Regions from separate parts of the Homo sapiens genome. Here region 2 is linked to region 1. The links are chromatin loops, found by intact Hi-C in ENCODE. Cell type or tissue: PC-9. All regions are shown on one strand. Each heading gives the region's core, and the rest is flanking DNA. Links, peaks and the distances in the headings are about the cores only. Region 1 overlaps LOC105373899 (a long non-coding RNA gene). Region 2 overlaps LOC105373897 (a long non-coding RNA gene).

What was found. Peaks named below come from ENCODE experiments on the same cell type or tissue, not always from the same donor. Only the 100,000 strongest peaks of a DNase experiment are listed, where the experiment ranks them.
Region 2: it touches region 1 in a loop (2.1-fold over the local background); 6 of 110 quality-filtered maps call a loop at or near these places.

What each region holds. Positions count from the first base shown.
Region 1 is chr2:221,712,208-221,720,554 of GRCh38, reverse strand. All of the region lies in intron 5 of LOC105373899 (a long non-coding RNA gene), which reads right to left. Among named protein-coding and RNA genes, the nearest start is that of EPHA4, 140 kb to the right of the region's middle. In PC-9, for the core only: no CTCF peak of the experiment used is centred there; a DNase peak (open chromatin) is centred at 3,934; H3K4me3 peaks cover 634 bases; H3K27ac peaks cover 924 bases.
Region 2 is chr2:221,580,168-221,588,514 of GRCh38, reverse strand. LOC105373897 (a long non-coding RNA gene) reads left to right here. Exons shown (of 3, transcript XR_923939.2): 2 at 505-550; 3 at 1,028-1,104. Among named protein-coding and RNA genes, the nearest start is that of EPHA4, 12 kb to the right of the region's middle. In PC-9, for the core only: no CTCF peak of the experiment used is centred there; no DNase peak of the experiment used is centred there.

The DNA.
Region 1 (8,347 bases), core at 202-8,201:
CTGCCTAGAATATCTTTCTCTTATTTTTATTAAAATCCTCAAGCAGCTTCTCACACGAAGGCAGATGTCCCTCCTGCATGTTGTCTTTCTTACTTAGTTCAATAAGAAGCACCCTTTCTTCACTTTGCATCCATGGACACATCAGTTGTCATTTTCCTTATTCAACATTAAATTTTAGTTGAGAAGGATTTTTAAAATTTCCCTCTATGGACCAGTCTCTGAAAGCAGGGGACAATCTCTTGCACATCTTTATAAACTTCCGCATACCTAACATAACACCTTGCAAATAAAAGTTCAACATATGTGTGTACTAAGTTAAAAATCATGTTAAAATCCAACTTAGAGGATTCTACCCTTTATGTGTCAAAAGTCCATTTCAGTAATTTTACTGTTGTTTATTGTTGAAACAATAAAATATGTCCAACAGAATATTTTAAAAATGTGAAAAAGTATAATTATTTCATATTTCTTTTAAAATGTAATACTCAATGTGTGTATAAAACTGTAACAAAGTTTTTTCTTGTTTTTTTTTTAATGTTCCATATTTTAAAAGTTGTGTATAGTAGTAAAGAATATAAACAGAGCAGTAGGACATACAAAGAAAATAGTTCGCCTTCATTCCCTATTTTCACTCACAGGATCCTATTAAATCCTCAAAAACACCTTGTAAGTGAGCATTACGGTTGTCCTAATATTGTGAATATTGTGGAGAAGAGGCCTGCATGGCTTCCAGAATGGTGATCCAAGCAAGATTGCACAAACAGTGGAAGAGCTGAACCTTACCCAAGATCTCTTACCTACCTGACCTCTTCTCTCAAGAAAAATCTCTCTTTTGTCACAGTTTCCATTTCCTTCACTAGTGTGCTAAAGCTGGTCTGACAGAAAAGGGAAATTTTTATTTATTCATTCTGTCTCTATGAACCAGACATTGTGTTAGGTGCTGGTGTTATAATGGTTAGCCAAGAGCAGATTGAGTCCTTGCTCCCATTGCTGTAACAGCCTAGCTTTGTGGTTTGAGAGGTGTGTGGAAATAAATGAAGCCTGTCCAAATGAGAACAAGCAAAGACTATCATTCAGAGCTTGCTGTCACAAAGAGAAAACCATCAAGACTTGCATTTGGTAGAGACTCACAGGCAGGCAGAAGAATGAGAAAGCATTGCAGTGGAGAAAAGGGAGGGCTTCAGGTGTGCCCTGATTGGAGGTTGTTGGCATGGGGAAGCGGTAGATGGTCTAACTAGAAGTGGGGCATCTTATGTGATTGGGTGGGAATATGGATTCAATTTTTTCCAGTTGGTCCTAAATTGGAAGCTGGGGCAAAAATTAAAGAAGCTGTCAATTATTATTTAAGTTTTGGCTGTTTGGAGCTGATTGCTACAGGGGTTATTGTTCAGTTTCCCGGGCTGGTTGATGCAGATAGTAGTTTGTTTTTTTAGATTCATTTCTGTAGATAGGTTGCCTTCCTGGGCTGTATCGCTGCTGGTTGTAGGTCAGAGTTTTATTTTTATATGTTATCTGGCCATTGTCTGCTTGTATATGCAGGTTCTCAGATACAGCTTTCAGGGTTTTCTGTTCTTCAACCAAAAATGGTCTATTTTCTTTTTTAAATTATACTTTAAGTTCTACAGTACATGTGCAAAACATGCAGATTTGTTACATATGCATACGTGTGCAGTGCCATGGGAATTGAACAAGAACACTTGAACACAGGGTGGGGAACATCACACACTGGGGCCTATCATGGAGTGGGGGGATGGGGGAGGGATAGCATTAGGAGAAATACCTAATGTAAATGATGAGTTAATGGGAGCAGCAAACAGTCTATTTTCTGTGAGTTCATTTCTAGGTTGAAGACTGGGGCTTCCAAGCACATTTTTTCACAAAGAGAAAATGAATAATAGCTATTTTTGAATGATCATCCAATGTATTCCAGACTAAGCCTGATAAATGCAGCCCCTCATTCAATATTCACAGTGATCCTGTGAGGTAGATGCTATTCGTGTTTTCATTTTACATATGAGAATGCAGAGACACACAGGCATTAAGCAACTTGCCCAAAGTCCCCTAGGTTAGAAATGGAGGAACAGGGATTTTGAGTAAATCAGTTTGACTATAAACATTTGATTTTAACCCATTTACTCTAATCTGTGCACTATAGTCTCCCTAGATGGCCCTCAGCAAATAACAGTTCCTTTTCTTACAAAGTCCAAGTATGACAGTAGCCACCCAGGCTACTGCATATAGCTGCATATATACTGCAATAGCAGGGGTGAAGAACAGAATCAGCGGCACTTTGAGAACAGAATAAGTGCTTGGGTCCTTCAGGAGGACAGACATAAAATACAAACACAAAGAGGCTTTGGTGGAGGACACCAACATTCTGAGAAACAGACATATCTGTGGTCAGCTGTTCATAGTTAAGGACAGCTTGTGACCTTTTTATCTCTGACATTTCTGTGGTCCAAAGCAGAGTGTGTATATATCAGTTTTAGGTGCCACATAGATGGCAGCAACATGGCATAGACATTCCATAACTATCTTCCTATGCCTCCATCCCCTGAAACTACCATGGTTTAGTCATGCCCTGTGTACTGCTTCTTACCATGAATGTCATACTTTTCTCATTTATGGTTATTTCTTTGCTTCCAGACGAGGGAAAGGGCCTTCTGAGCACAAGTCTTTGTGCACAGTGTGTGTTCAGTTCATTTGGCTCGTGTACCAAGAAGGGCAATGAGAAACATTGTGATTTTTCTTGCTCGAAAAACAACTCCCTGAGGTTTTAGAACTAAATTATAACTTAAATCAATAGTTTGACCTTAAAGGGTATTTTTCGTGCATTTGAGGCATGAGAAATGGAATAATAAAAAAATTCTCTATATTTATATAGTATTGTTTCCAAATGATTTGCTCTTTTTTTGTAATAAAAATCCTAACACTGTTGAGATTATATAAATCTGTTAGTTATTTTACAGTAATCCTAAACATGTCCAACAACGTTTCTTAATTATTCCATCTCCTTCCATTTGTCTTAAAGCCATGCTAATAATGAAGTCGAACTATGATTGGAGTGATGGCGGTAGGGTTTTGGTGTCCTGGGCACATCATAATCTAAACATATCAATTATAAGGAAGGACAGGACACTCTATCACTTCAGTGTAACTAGGTGAGGCACTTGGGAAGTTCCACTAGCTCTTACAAAGCACTGATATCCTGTTTGGTAAATGACTGTTCCTACATGCTAAGTGGTATGATCCTTAAAGTTCCCATTGGCACCGCATTCTGGAAATACCACTAACTGGTTGGGACATCCTGACATGGAGTGACCGAAGACTGGCCAGACAGCTGATGTTTCTCTGAACATGATGGGTCACCACTATTAATCTACACCTATGTGGTGGAATTTAGGCTGGAAGTGAAACCACTTTACAGTGAGGGTAAAGAATGCTTTTCTCGTGCACAAATTGAGTGAGTGATGTAATCTCGCTCATTGTCTGTCCTCTCTTTTCCACTCATTCCTCCTGTGACCACGAACCAACTTTTTCATGAGAATTTTCCAAGGATCAACTGACAGAGATGTGTTCATTTTGCATTCAAGGCCTCACTTGCAAACCTGGCTAATGTGTCCATCACCAGTGCAAGTACCTGAGCTTATTCTCCATGCTGGACCCTGTGCTAACCGTTAGTTCCAAAACATCCACGCCAGCTCAGGCTGCCTGCCCACCAGATACCTAATCCATTCTCATATCTGTTCAGGTCTAGGTTTCTGGTTCTGATTCCTAACTGATTCTCAATTTCTGGCTCTATATCTAGATTTAGCATTTCCCCAATAGTCTTGGCTGTCCACATTGTGCTTGAAAATACAATAGAAAACGTATCTTTCATTCTGCAACCATAGAAACCAGCCCTAGTTTTTATGACTAACTGGTTCCAGTTAGTCATTTAATAGCTGTGTCAACAGGAGCAGCTCCAGAAATGTGGGGGAGGAAAGTGCATAGAGCCTGTGGGTCAGATTGAAGTATAAAGGTCGAAGATAATATAGAATTTCTACGAAAAGCTCAGCATGGAAAATTAAGATATAATAAAAAGAGCCTGCTACTTTTTTTCTTTAACACTCCATTGACATTGTGAGGTTCTAAAACCTGTAGCTAGCAAATGTGAAAAATGGGATATAACTATTTTCAGACTAGTCTGAAGCTCCTCCAGCTTGAGAAGGGATACTTACTTCTGCAATAAACTTTTTGAAGTTTTTACAAACACCCAAGTCATGGAATTGACCCATGGAATGCCACCTTATACTGATATTTCTATCCAGTGACAAGAGAAGTTTCATGCTGATAAAAAATGGAGGAACCTATTTCTGATTGTTGACTCAGCACTTTGGTAATTTAACACTGGTTTAATATACAATTAGCACAGTTCAACTCCACATCGCTTAAACCTACTGCCTGTAGAAGCCAGTTGCCTCATTAGAATGACAAAGTAGAGACAAGGGACTCTGAACTACATTGCACAATGGAATCCCTTTTTTTCCCTCCCCCAACCCACGCCCTACTTCTCAAGAATTTAATTTTCACCTTAATAGAGGGAGCTAGCATCCAAGAAAAATTTCCAGGGAATGGGTAATACTTACTCAAAGATTACACTGGTTCTCTAAACCACAAGACAACTGTCCATTTAAAAGGTTAAGGAACTCGAAAAGATTAAGTGGGATGATGCATAGTTGTACTTCATAAAACTGTAGGTTGTATATAAAAATAAGAATGAACGCACTTGTGTGATTTTGGCATCATTGTTATGTAAATCCTGCTGGGACTCCACAGTCCCGTTCAACTCTCCTCTCTGCTAAGAAGCTTACAGTGAGTCCCAGCACTCACTCTCCAATCTCTCTTCTCCTGCCCTTAGTACCATGATTTGACATTTCACATGCATAAATTGTCACGAGGCATGGCTATTTTCTTTCCAACCCCTGAGGGAAGATATTTATATATCTCCAGAAAAATAGACACTTGATTTATTTATTGACCAAGGGATTGTAAGGAGACAAATTTGTCAAGACAAGGAATTCCTAGACAGCTACATCTGATGTGTCTACGTTCCCCCAGCCTGTCTCACTTTTGCCTTGAGACTTGTTGACACCAACATCCCAGGGTAGTTGTGAGCATCACGTTAGATAATATACGTGTAAATTCATTGTAAACTGCAAACTGACTGCAAATGATTAATGCTGTAGGATTACATTCAAAAGTTTAAAACAGAATATGTATATAAAAATATTAAAGTTAAATTAAGATTACTCATCAAATATCAGTTAGATGCGGTAGTATTTCTTCCCTCCAGATTAGAGGCTTAAGGTAGAATATGGGATACTCTTAAATTCAGATCTTCATACAAATTCAGAATTTGCCAATGGCTTTTAGTAGTCTGAGCTTTACTTATTTTCTCCTGTGAAATTAGGCAGTTGGCTACGTTGATTTCTAAATTCTCCTCTGCTTCTGCAAGTAAATAAAATGTTGTAAGATTCAGCTTTCAGTCATTTCATTTGCATAAAAGACTGCTGGTTGAAGAATAGTCTATGGGAAGTCTACCAAATTTTGTAGCTCATTTCTCTGACTTAAAATGCAGTCTTTGATTCCAAAATTCTTCTAGTATTAGATTATCTCTATTAACATACATAATTTCTAAATTATTTTTTATTGGAGCCTTTAGTAGATGTGTAGCACCAGAGAAGATATTTGGCAATTGAGCAGGAATTAATACTATATTGCAAGGAATCTCAGTGTAATATAAGGAGCTATTTCATGAGTTAATTACACAAACATTACTTGATATAGGAGTCTTGGGGAACAATAACATTTCAGACTATGATGCCCAGAAAAGGCTTTACAGAAGAATTTGATATGAGTTAGGATGTAGTAAGAGATGTAAAAGGGACATCCAGCTGAGGATGCAAAGTGTAATAGTGCAAAGGTGGGAACATACAAAGGATGTTTTTCTGACAACCAGTAAAACAACCTGATTGCAGCAGAAGGTCAGATGTGGTGGTGGGAGATAAGGCTTGAAAAATAGGTTAGCCCTAATTAGGGATGGCATTGAATGACACTGAAAGAACTTCAAAGAACTATATCCTTCAGGCAATGGGGAGCAGGTTCCAAACTTTCAAGAAAGACAGTAATGGATTGAAATTTTATATTAAAAATAAATTGCCATCATTCATCAGCATGAGTTGGAAGAATAGACAATGACAACAAGCAAAACTATTAACAGTTTATTCCCACTGTCCAGGCCTGCATTGATAAAGTCTTGAACCAGGTCGCCAGCAATAGGACTTGAAAGAAAAGAAGAAAAGCAAAACACTGGGGAGGGAGAATTGTCTGGGTAGGAGCAACAAGTGAGAGGAACAAGACAGAAATGCCAGTGAGACTTTAGTTCTGGAGAACTGAGCACATTAGTGGTGTTCTTTGAAGAGGAAGAGGAAGTACTGGAAACCAAGCATATTTTGAAGATCCTAACAGGGTCTTCAGTTTCTTTAGAAAGTGAATTTGTATGGTGGAAATAGAGTACAGGAGGGAGGTAAGTATTATCAGAAGTGCCAGGAGGTGATCCTTTCTGATTGAGAATAGATGACTTGGTAAAGGCATTATTGGGGGAGTTGAGAAGAGTCACAAAAGTCAAACCTGGTCCAAACCTTCTTTGCACTCACTAATGTGTGGACCTGGCCCAGAAACAAGAAAACTTGATTTTTGGGGTCAGACTCTCCTAGCTCTACCTTCCAGCTCTACCACTAACTGACTGTATGACCTTAGGCAAGTTACTTGACTACCCGTGCCTCAGTTTCCTCTCCTGTAAAAAATAAAGGACAATAACAGTGCTCACCACTTAGGATCAAGTAAACACATCTATATAAAGGGTTTGGGACATACTATGTTATTTTTATTAACTTTTCTAAATTTTTATTTTCTCTTGTATAGAATTAGGTTTTACTTATGGACAGACTATAAAAATTTACTTAAGGACAAACAGAATTAAATATAAAAAAATTCAAAGCTCTCCGCAAAATCACTGGTTTAATGCCAGTGTCACTTTAAATAACGAATCCAATCACTCAATAAATATTTATCATGTACCTGCTATATGCCAGATACTTTCCTAGTTATTGAGGGCGTGTCAGTGAAGGAAACAGATGTGCCACTTGAGACCAAGTGGGGCTGGACAGGCAATGAACAAATGGGTAATCTGATGCCACGTGAACAACGTAAAGCAGGTCAAGGGAAGAAAGAAGAAGGGAAGTGGACTTAGATAGGGTGGTAAGGGAATGCCTCTCTGGCAAGGTGATATTTGAGTGTAGTTTTAGCTGAATGAAATGAGGAAGGAAGCCAAGCAGTTATCTAATGGGAAGAGCTTCCAGAGAGAGACAACTACGGATGCACCATGCCTTCTCAAGTCAACATGAACTCTGTTGCCTGGAGGACCTCAGAGTGCTGTGAGGTTGGGACACTGAGTGAGAAGGGAGAGGTGTGAGGTGAGGTCTGGTTAGGGCAGTTCTGGGGAACAGTACTGCTGGAAAATGTAAAATGCAAAGTTATATGCAGTAAAATGCAAGCTATACATGTGATGTTAAATTTTCTAGTGGCTACATTAAAAGAAAAAAGAAATAAGCAGTGAGCTTAATTTAACTCAATATATTCAAAAGATCATTTCAGCACACAATCACTATAAAAATGTTACCTGACATGTATATTCTTTTTTTGGGGGGCATTGAGGTGGGGGACACTAAATCTTTGAAACTTGGTGTACATTTTCCACTTACAGCACATCTCAATTCAGACCAGCCACATTTCATGTGCTTAGTTGCCACATGTGGTCAGCGGCTTCCATCCTGGATGGTGCAAATGTAGAGTACAGAGTGTTGTAGCTCGTGGAAAGGAATTTGCATTTTATTCTAAGAGGATTTGGAAGCCATTAGAAAGTTTTGAGTTGGGAAAGGTGTATGTGTGTGGGTGGGGGGAGGATGAGGATGACATGATTTGATTTCATCTTTAAATCGTCACTCAATAGATGTTTCATCAAGTATGAATCATACTTCACACGCGTGGTTAAACAAGAAATAGCACCTTGATTTACTTCTTTAAAATCAGATTAAACCCAGTTCCAAACCTTGCTTGCTAGGTTGACATTTCTTCCTAAACATTATCATGATTCCTCTTCCTTCTTTTTTCCATTTCTAAATTTTAAATTAATTAATTGGGTGTTTGCATGGTTGTAGTGGGAGGAGGGTAGCCATGCAGTGCTAAAGCATTGGAAAAACTTCCATATATCAGTCCACCTTGCTTCCTATTACTATACCCATTT
Region 2 (8,347 bases), core at 54-8,053, 130 kb after region 1:
ACACCATAGCCTGGCATCTAACACACTACCCGATTATTGACTGCTTAAGTTTTCGATCTTTTTTCCTTCCTGTTTCCTTTTTTTTTTTTTTTGAGACAGAGTTTCGCTCTATTGCCCAGGCTGGAGTGCAGTAGCACGATCTCAGCTCACTGCAACCTCCACCTCCCAGGTTCAAGTGATTATCTTGCCTCAGCCTCCTGAGTAGCTGGGATTACAGGCACCCATCACCACGCCCGGCTAATTTTTGTATTTTTAGTATAGACGGGGTTTCACCATGTTGGCCAGGCTGGCCTCAATCTCCCGAACTTGTGATCTGTCCGCCTCAGCCTCCCAAAGTGCTGGGATTACAGGCATGAGCCACTGCGCCCGGCCTCCTTCCTGTTTCTTATCAGTTAGAAAGTCCATCTCTTCATCTCAGTGAAAAAGAAGAAAAATTAAGTTATATAGGTCTTCTGCCTTCTCTCATTTAATATTAACATTAAAGCATCTTTCTCATCTTTCTAGCCATAATCAACAAATCTGTTCCTCCTCCATTTTCTGAAGACAAAAGGTAAATCTAGTTTTATATACATAATTTTCATCAAGGTGATGAAAATAGATTCCAGGAGGCACTTTCAGTTTCTTACAGTGAGTTTACTGATATTAATAGATCATTTGGAGCCTTTGTATAACTGTTTCTCCCCTCTAGTCTGTATTTCCAACTTAAAAAAAATAAAAATGTAGTCGTATTAAATAAAAATTTTAGCAAATTGTTATCAGATTTGCGATAGAAACATCCCATTAAACTTTCAATTTAGGACTGATGGCATTTTTGTAGCTTCTGCAGAAGTATATACTATTTTGATATTAACACATTTTATAAAATGGACTAATTATCGTGGAAAACATTATTCATTTAATTATTTGCTCAGGGTTTGCTCTGCTACCTATATTTCATATATGTATATGCCACAGTAGTTGGCAATAACTGAGTGGTCAGAATGGTCGAGTGTCATACATTGAAATGTTTTCTATGGCACTGCTACAGGGTTCCAGAGGAAAAGTCCTAAGTATGTGCTTTTGAAGAAGAGGATGATAAATTGTGACTACCTATGTTGCCATAAGGTAAGTGATTGTATATAATCGGTTGAATCTTGAAAGGTACTGTAAGCTATGCGTTTAGTGTTCTGCATTTATAAATGTTACAGCCACACTTAGATTGTATCTACTCCTGTAATGAGAAGGCAAACTGTGAAAGAGCAATTTGACTAATTCAGTCAAAATTATCATATCAATCATGTGGATATTTCAGAGAAAAGTTTTAAGTGCCTGGATTATCAAAATAATTACTTTATTTATCCATTCCCTTTTCTCTGTGCATATGAAGAGATAATCTGATAGCCTATTTTTTTTCTTTTTAGGAAAAGATATTCATTTAATATTGGGAACTACCCAATATAATCTCTGAAAACCTTTCACAGTTTTGCATCTGGCTTCTTTTGATAAATATTATCTTCTCACTTTTATAGCAGTTTTTCCAAAGCAAAGAGCATCTTTTTCCGAACTTATTTGTCAGTATAATACAAATTAAAAATTGAAGCATAATATTGTAGATTCTTTTCTCACAATATTTCAAAAACAGCCTTGAATTGAATTGGATCATACTGGCTTACTCAACTCAGTTAAAACAAAAAAGAAACTAGATACTGACGGCAATTTTATTCGTCTCTCAAATTTACAATAACCTTAAATTATTTTGCTTGATTTGTTTTTACACCAATCATTTAGTTTAATTTATCACTATACAAAATCTGAATAGGTTATCAAAGTACTGAAATATATAATTCTCTTAGAAAACATGTGATTCTGAGATTGTACTTCTTTTTCCACCCAGTGAAAGATTTTGTTACAACCTGCAAGAGAATTTTCTTACCAAAAGATAGCAATGGGCTGACTAGTTAAAAATGCATCCATCTGTTGGTTTGCTTATTGCCTTGCTATCTGAAACATGCAGATCTGAGTGGGTTGCTTTATTTATGAAGACCCTCTAGCTGTGAGAGCTATGAATCCATAGCTTGCATTCATAAACATAATAAAGGTTAACATTACAATAAAAGTTACATACACAGAGTAGTCTGTGTTTTTTAATAAATTTGAGTTTTTAAACAAGTAATTTTAGAAAACAGACCTTTTTATATAAAATATAAAATAGGATTCAGCTATTCTCCTTATAGAATTTTTACAGAAAATAAGGGATTTACATACAAAAACATCAAGTTGCATATGACCTGGTTCAATTTTTACTTTCTTTATAAATAGTAGAAAATTACCTTGAAGTGATTGAATTTGAAACTTGATTCTTCCCCAAGGAAAATATGTGGAAATTGATAGAGCTAAGATTATGTTATTTTATTAGAGTTGAAAGGGACAATCAAGATGATCTAGATTAGAACATTAGGCTTAAAGAGATGCATCTACTTGTCCAACATCAAACAATACAGAATCTAGGGCTCTTGCCTTCTAATGTGGTATTCCTTTCATTATTTAACATGCTTTTGTAGTACCCTGAGCTAACTTGTTTGATTTCCATGTTCTGCTTTGTTATATTTTAAGCATAATACACTTTCTGTTAATTAAGATTGTATTGTCTTTGGAAGAGAGCAATTTTGACTGATGTCTGTATTTCAATGTAAATTTCAGATGTGAAAAGATGTGAAAAGAAGCTGTGGCTCACGCTGATAGCCAGGCAAAGAGACAGCTTGCACACATGTACACACATACACCCATGCATTCTGCAACAGGTAAAGTCTAACATAAAATACTAAATATAAAAACAAATTAATCTCTGAAAGAGACAGTGCATGGGAAGGAGATGATTCCCGATGGACTAACATTGCAGCCGTCTCTGGTAAGACTAATAACAATGTTGAGAAGATGGAACCTTTTTACACTGTTGGTGGGAATATAAATTAGTATAGCCATTATAGAAAACCGTATGGAAGTTCCTCACAAACTGCAATTAGAATTACCATGTTATCCAGAAATCCCACTTCTGGGTATTTATCCAAAAGGTTTGAAATCAGTATGTCTGCACTCCTATCTTCATTGCAACATTATTCACAATACCCAAGTTATGGAATCAACCTAAGTGTCCATCAATAGATGAATGGATAAAGAAAATGTGGCATGTATTCAGAATGAAATACTATTCAGCCCTTAAAAAGAAGGAAATTCTGTCATTTGCAACATTGTGGGTGGAATTGGAGAACATTATGCTAAGTAAAATAAGCCAGGCACAGAAAAACAAATACTGAATATTTTCATTCATAGGTGGAATCTAAAACAATCAAACTCATAGAAGCAAAGGGTAGCATGATGGTTACAGAGCCTGGGGGGTGGAGAGAATGAGAAAATGTTGAGACCAGGCGCGGTGGCTCACGCCTGTAATCACAGCACTTTAGGAGGCCAAGGCAGGTGGATCACTTGAGGCCAGGAGATCGAGACCAGCCTGGCCAACATGGTAAAACCCCGTCTCTACTAAAAATACAAAAATTAGCCAGGTGTGGTAGTGTGTGCCTGAGATCCCAGCTACTCTGGAGGTTGAGGCAGGGGAATCGCTTGAACCTGGGAGCCAGAGGTTGCAGTGATCTAAGATCGTGCCACTGCACTCCAGCCTGGGTGACAGAGCAAGACTCTGTATCAAAAAAAAAAAAAGAAAAGAAAGTGCTTGACAAAGGGTACAAAATCTCAGTTAGACAGGAGGAATAAGTGTTTTCTTTAATTGATTGCATAGCATGGTTAATATAATTAATAATAATGTATTGCACATTTTGAAATTACGACAAGAGTAAATTTCAAATGTTTTCATCCCAAAAAATGATAAGCATTTGAGCTGATAGATATGTTAATTAACTTAACTTAATTATTCCACATTGTATTCATAAGTCATAACATCACTTTGTACCCCATAAATATATACAATTATAAATTGTCAATTTATAATAAAAGAACAAAGAAAAAAGACTAATGACAAATGGGAACAGTACTCTTCAGTAGAAAAGTACTTGTGAGACTCTTTTAAAAAACTTTCAATTATATTAAATAATAAAAATGTATGGTTCTTTTTTTTAACGATTTACTGTAATTACCTGTGACTTCACCCATTGAATCACAAATTAAGGTGCAAAAATATTAACAGCAACCAATTATTTTGTGTCAAGCACTCTGTTTATGACTTTATATAGAGTGTCTCACTTAGTTCTTAAAACAGTCCTGAGTTAGTCACTATTGTTAGCCCCATTTTAGAGATGAAGAAACTGAAACTCTCATGTAGACATACATTTCCCTCCTAGAATGTAATAAAAGTAAAGAGAATTACTGTGTGCGAGATGAGAAGCAGAGAACATGAGAGCTGAGAAGAGCTGAATTCAAATGATCAATGAGGGTCTTCCAAATGATTGCCTCCCCTATTTTGGCCTTAAAGCACTGAAATCAAATGTGAGTCTCAATAAAGTTACAAATCACATGTCATGGGCAATCAAGGCTACTCTCAAATGGTCAAAACCGCCAACATTACATCTGTGTGTGAGTCTTCTATGCCATATCCAAGAAGAAATCAATTTTTAGATAATGCTTAATTCTGAGAATATTTTTAAAGTTCAGCCAATTTTAAATTATCTTTGATTCCTGGAAAAAGTGAGAACAAAGGTAAAAATGGAATAGCCCTAGCTTCTCTAAACCTCATTTTAACCACCAATTGGCTATTCAAAACCATCAAACTTTTAAGCACAGTTGCTAACAATCAGCTAAGCTATTTGTGTTTGTTTGGGGATTTATGCCTTTCCTCTCTTTGTTGGGGGCAAATAACCAGCTAGAAGCAGCAGCAAATGTCTGCAGCTTTGGAAAACAGTCCTCAAGCTCCTGAAACCCAAAGTTGACTGCAGAGACAATAGGAAATGTAATGAGATATCCTGTTTACAGAAGTGGGCACATTTGTCCAATATGATATAACACAAGTCCATTCACTTTCGTGTGGCAGCAAGCAAGTAACTTCATGAAAATCTAAATTTGTTCCTTCAATGGCTATAATGATTGGACCCCATAAAGAAAGTCAATGCAAATTCTATGTGAGCACAGAAAAAAAGTAAACCTCCCAAAGTTTTGGGAAATTTTTCACCATCAGCTACTTTAATTTTATTTCATGGATTAGTTACAGACTAATCATTTATGAAAATATATATAGGGAAATATCCCTCTATACTGTATACATTCAGAAACTTATTTTTATGATTATTATTTCCCAAATGAAATACACTGAACATACATTGAAAAAAAATATATGTATTCCACGGTAAAGAAAGAATTAAAGAGAAATTTAATAATATGGATTTAAAAAAGAAAATCAATAACTTATCTTGAGGCTTAAAGAGGCAATTGTATACAGGTGCTGACTTTAATTAAGTCTATTTTTTCTTTAATAACCAACATCCTTCCCCCTCCTTTATATAAATTGCTTTTATTCTGAGTTAGAAGCTAAGAAGTATTACTTAGCAGGCATATTCTTTGGAAATAATGAACCTCTGTGGCTTGCAGAGTATTTCTGGGTTTGTGTGAGTTTGTGCCTGTGTGTGCACATGTGTGATATTTGTACAGATAATCTCCGGGTACACTTTGTATTGAAATACACCAAACCAACCCAAATTGAATTCTAAAGACCAATATTATTCTTGGCTTTATCTTACTAAAGAAGACAACTTACTAAAAGCCAATATCTATCCATAACCAAGTATAATTTATTGGGAGTTTCCAGAGCTTTAAAATACTAATTCCGAGTACTATTTCATTTATTCTCAACAATTTCATCATTTTGAAAATTAATCAACCGTCAAAAAAGTTGAACACTAAATGATACTAGATTTAAATTCTGCATGTGTTTTATCAGAATACGAATAGCAAAACATATTACAGAATTATAAATATGTAAATTATCTTTGAAAAAGAATCTGTGTAAACTGAGTAATCAATAATATGGCTTTAATTTTAAATGTTAAAAGCTTTATCTTTGCCACACTTCAGTCGTGTGTGTGTGTGTGTGTGTGTGCACATAATTTCCCAGCCTTCTTGCCTTCTTTGCATTTCATAGCCTTTTCTATTTTTATACTAAGTATTAAAAAGAAGCACTGTTTTTAGAGATTATGTTCAGAAAAAAAATCACAAAATTATTTTCTTGGTAATTATTAGCTTTATGCTTAACAAGTTTAAGGCATTGGTGAATCAAACATTTGCCAAACATTCCCCATGGATTTGCCAAGCATCTGTGTTAACATCTCAAATAAGCTCCAGGGTTATAAAGTTATTTGCTCAGGTTTATTGGTTATACTCTTGCCCCTGAATAACTACTGCTGCTTGCCTTTTGCCTTGCTAGATGAGAAACTCAATTGTTGTAAGAGACAGACGGCAAAACAGACAATTTATATAGGTAGATAAACCATAATATTCAAATTTATATCATTCACAGTTTTTACTTTCATACCTTCTTATCTCCAATAAAAGAAACCCAGAAATAGAAACACAAGAAAAGTAAAACTTGAGTATGGCTAATGTAAAAAGTTCATTTTAGTATATTATTATCTTATAACGTATTACATATTTCAGGTGACATGTGCCTTAATTGAGACAGAAGCAAATATATTTTATTTCTAATGACAAGGTGAAAATAATCTCTTTATTTTTAGAGAATATCAGGTTGCTGGTAGTTTTAGTGAAAAAACTTGGAACATTTTGTATAAAGATCCTGTAACTTTAGCTGATCAGGAATATGAAGTCAAATTTAAGAGACTCTATAATCAGAATGCAGATGGCACCAACTAAAAACAAAGTAATAAAAATAAGGCCTATGCCTCAATTCAGGCTCTTTTTCTAGAGATCAAAACCTAATTTGTATTAATGACCTATCTGACTTTTCAGGGAAGTAATGCACTGTTACAAATAGAAAGGTCTTAAAAGTGTGGCTTCGTATTATAAGATGCAACCTCCCTTCAATATTAAGACATTAAATTATACAGGGTGAAACCTGTACAAAGTAATAAGCAGAACATTCCTCCTGCTTCTCTCCAATTAGCAAAAACAAATGTTCCCAAGTAATTTTAGGAAGAGATGTTAGTACTTACAGGTCAGCTAAGAGTCAGTCAATCCAAGAAAGGGAAATCTAGACACATCGGATCACTCACATTAGGATAGAAACTAGGGCTATTCTTGGGCTCCAACCCCTGTTAAAGTACAGCAAGGGTGCTTTATTCTTTGCCTCAACAAGTCTTGGAATGGTTGACTTCCAGGATGATTTTACATTACACTGGTGCTAGGCTGCAGATGTGGGGGTTTGGTATATGTGTTTGCATTTTTGTGTGTGTTTGAGAAAGCAGTTTCTGAAGGAGCTATACACCAAAAACCTCCCACTAATAGTCTCCCACCCCCAGCGTTTGAAGAATCCCTTGTGTTTCTGCCACCCCTCGCTTTTTCCATCTAAATGTGGTGCTGGGCCTCAGGAGGTCTTGGCACACAAAGATTCTATCCAAGGCTGTCACTTGACTGACAGCAAAAAGGTTGCAGGAAAATGGACAGTGGTGTGTAGGTGGACATGGAAAAAGCAAAGAACTGAGCAGATTAAGTCAGAATACAGCAAGAGGAAGGTTCTAAATCACAGATTATTCCAGACTTAGAGCTAGCCCACAGTGATTGTTAACCATGTGAGGTACTTATGTATAAGAGCTTTAAAGCCAGCTAATCTTATTCTTAATCTAAATCAGGTTTTTAAAACAAGTACCCTAGTTTATAAATAGATGGCTATCTATTACACATACATACACATATTGTAAAGTGCCAAAAGAAGTGTATTGCTAAAGAAAGCTAGAGGTGGGAAGACCCAAAGCACCCTGAAGATCCTCACTACTTTTGCAATTCATTATGATTTCTACCTGTGCAATGATTTCTGCATTGCAAATTTAGTTCACTCAGTATCTTAACCAGGGTGATCCGTAAATAATACGGACACAACTAGGCATTTATCAGAGTATTTTAAATTGCAACAATCCGAATGAAAACTATACAAGTTTCAGATGAGAACATAATGAGACACGAAGGAAATGGGGCCAGCTTTCCTGAGCTGCAGCAAACTGACCATTTAATGGAACAGAGTTGATTAATTTTCTGCCAATGTTCAATCACCTCTGATGGGTGTCTAATGTAATATAAATAGGCAAGTTGAAGTTGCAGCTGTGGGACCTTACTCTTAAAGTATGTTGGAATCGCTCTCATAATCACCTGGGTATGTTTTGGTTCCAATTTATTTTAAATCAGAGCTGTAGGAGAG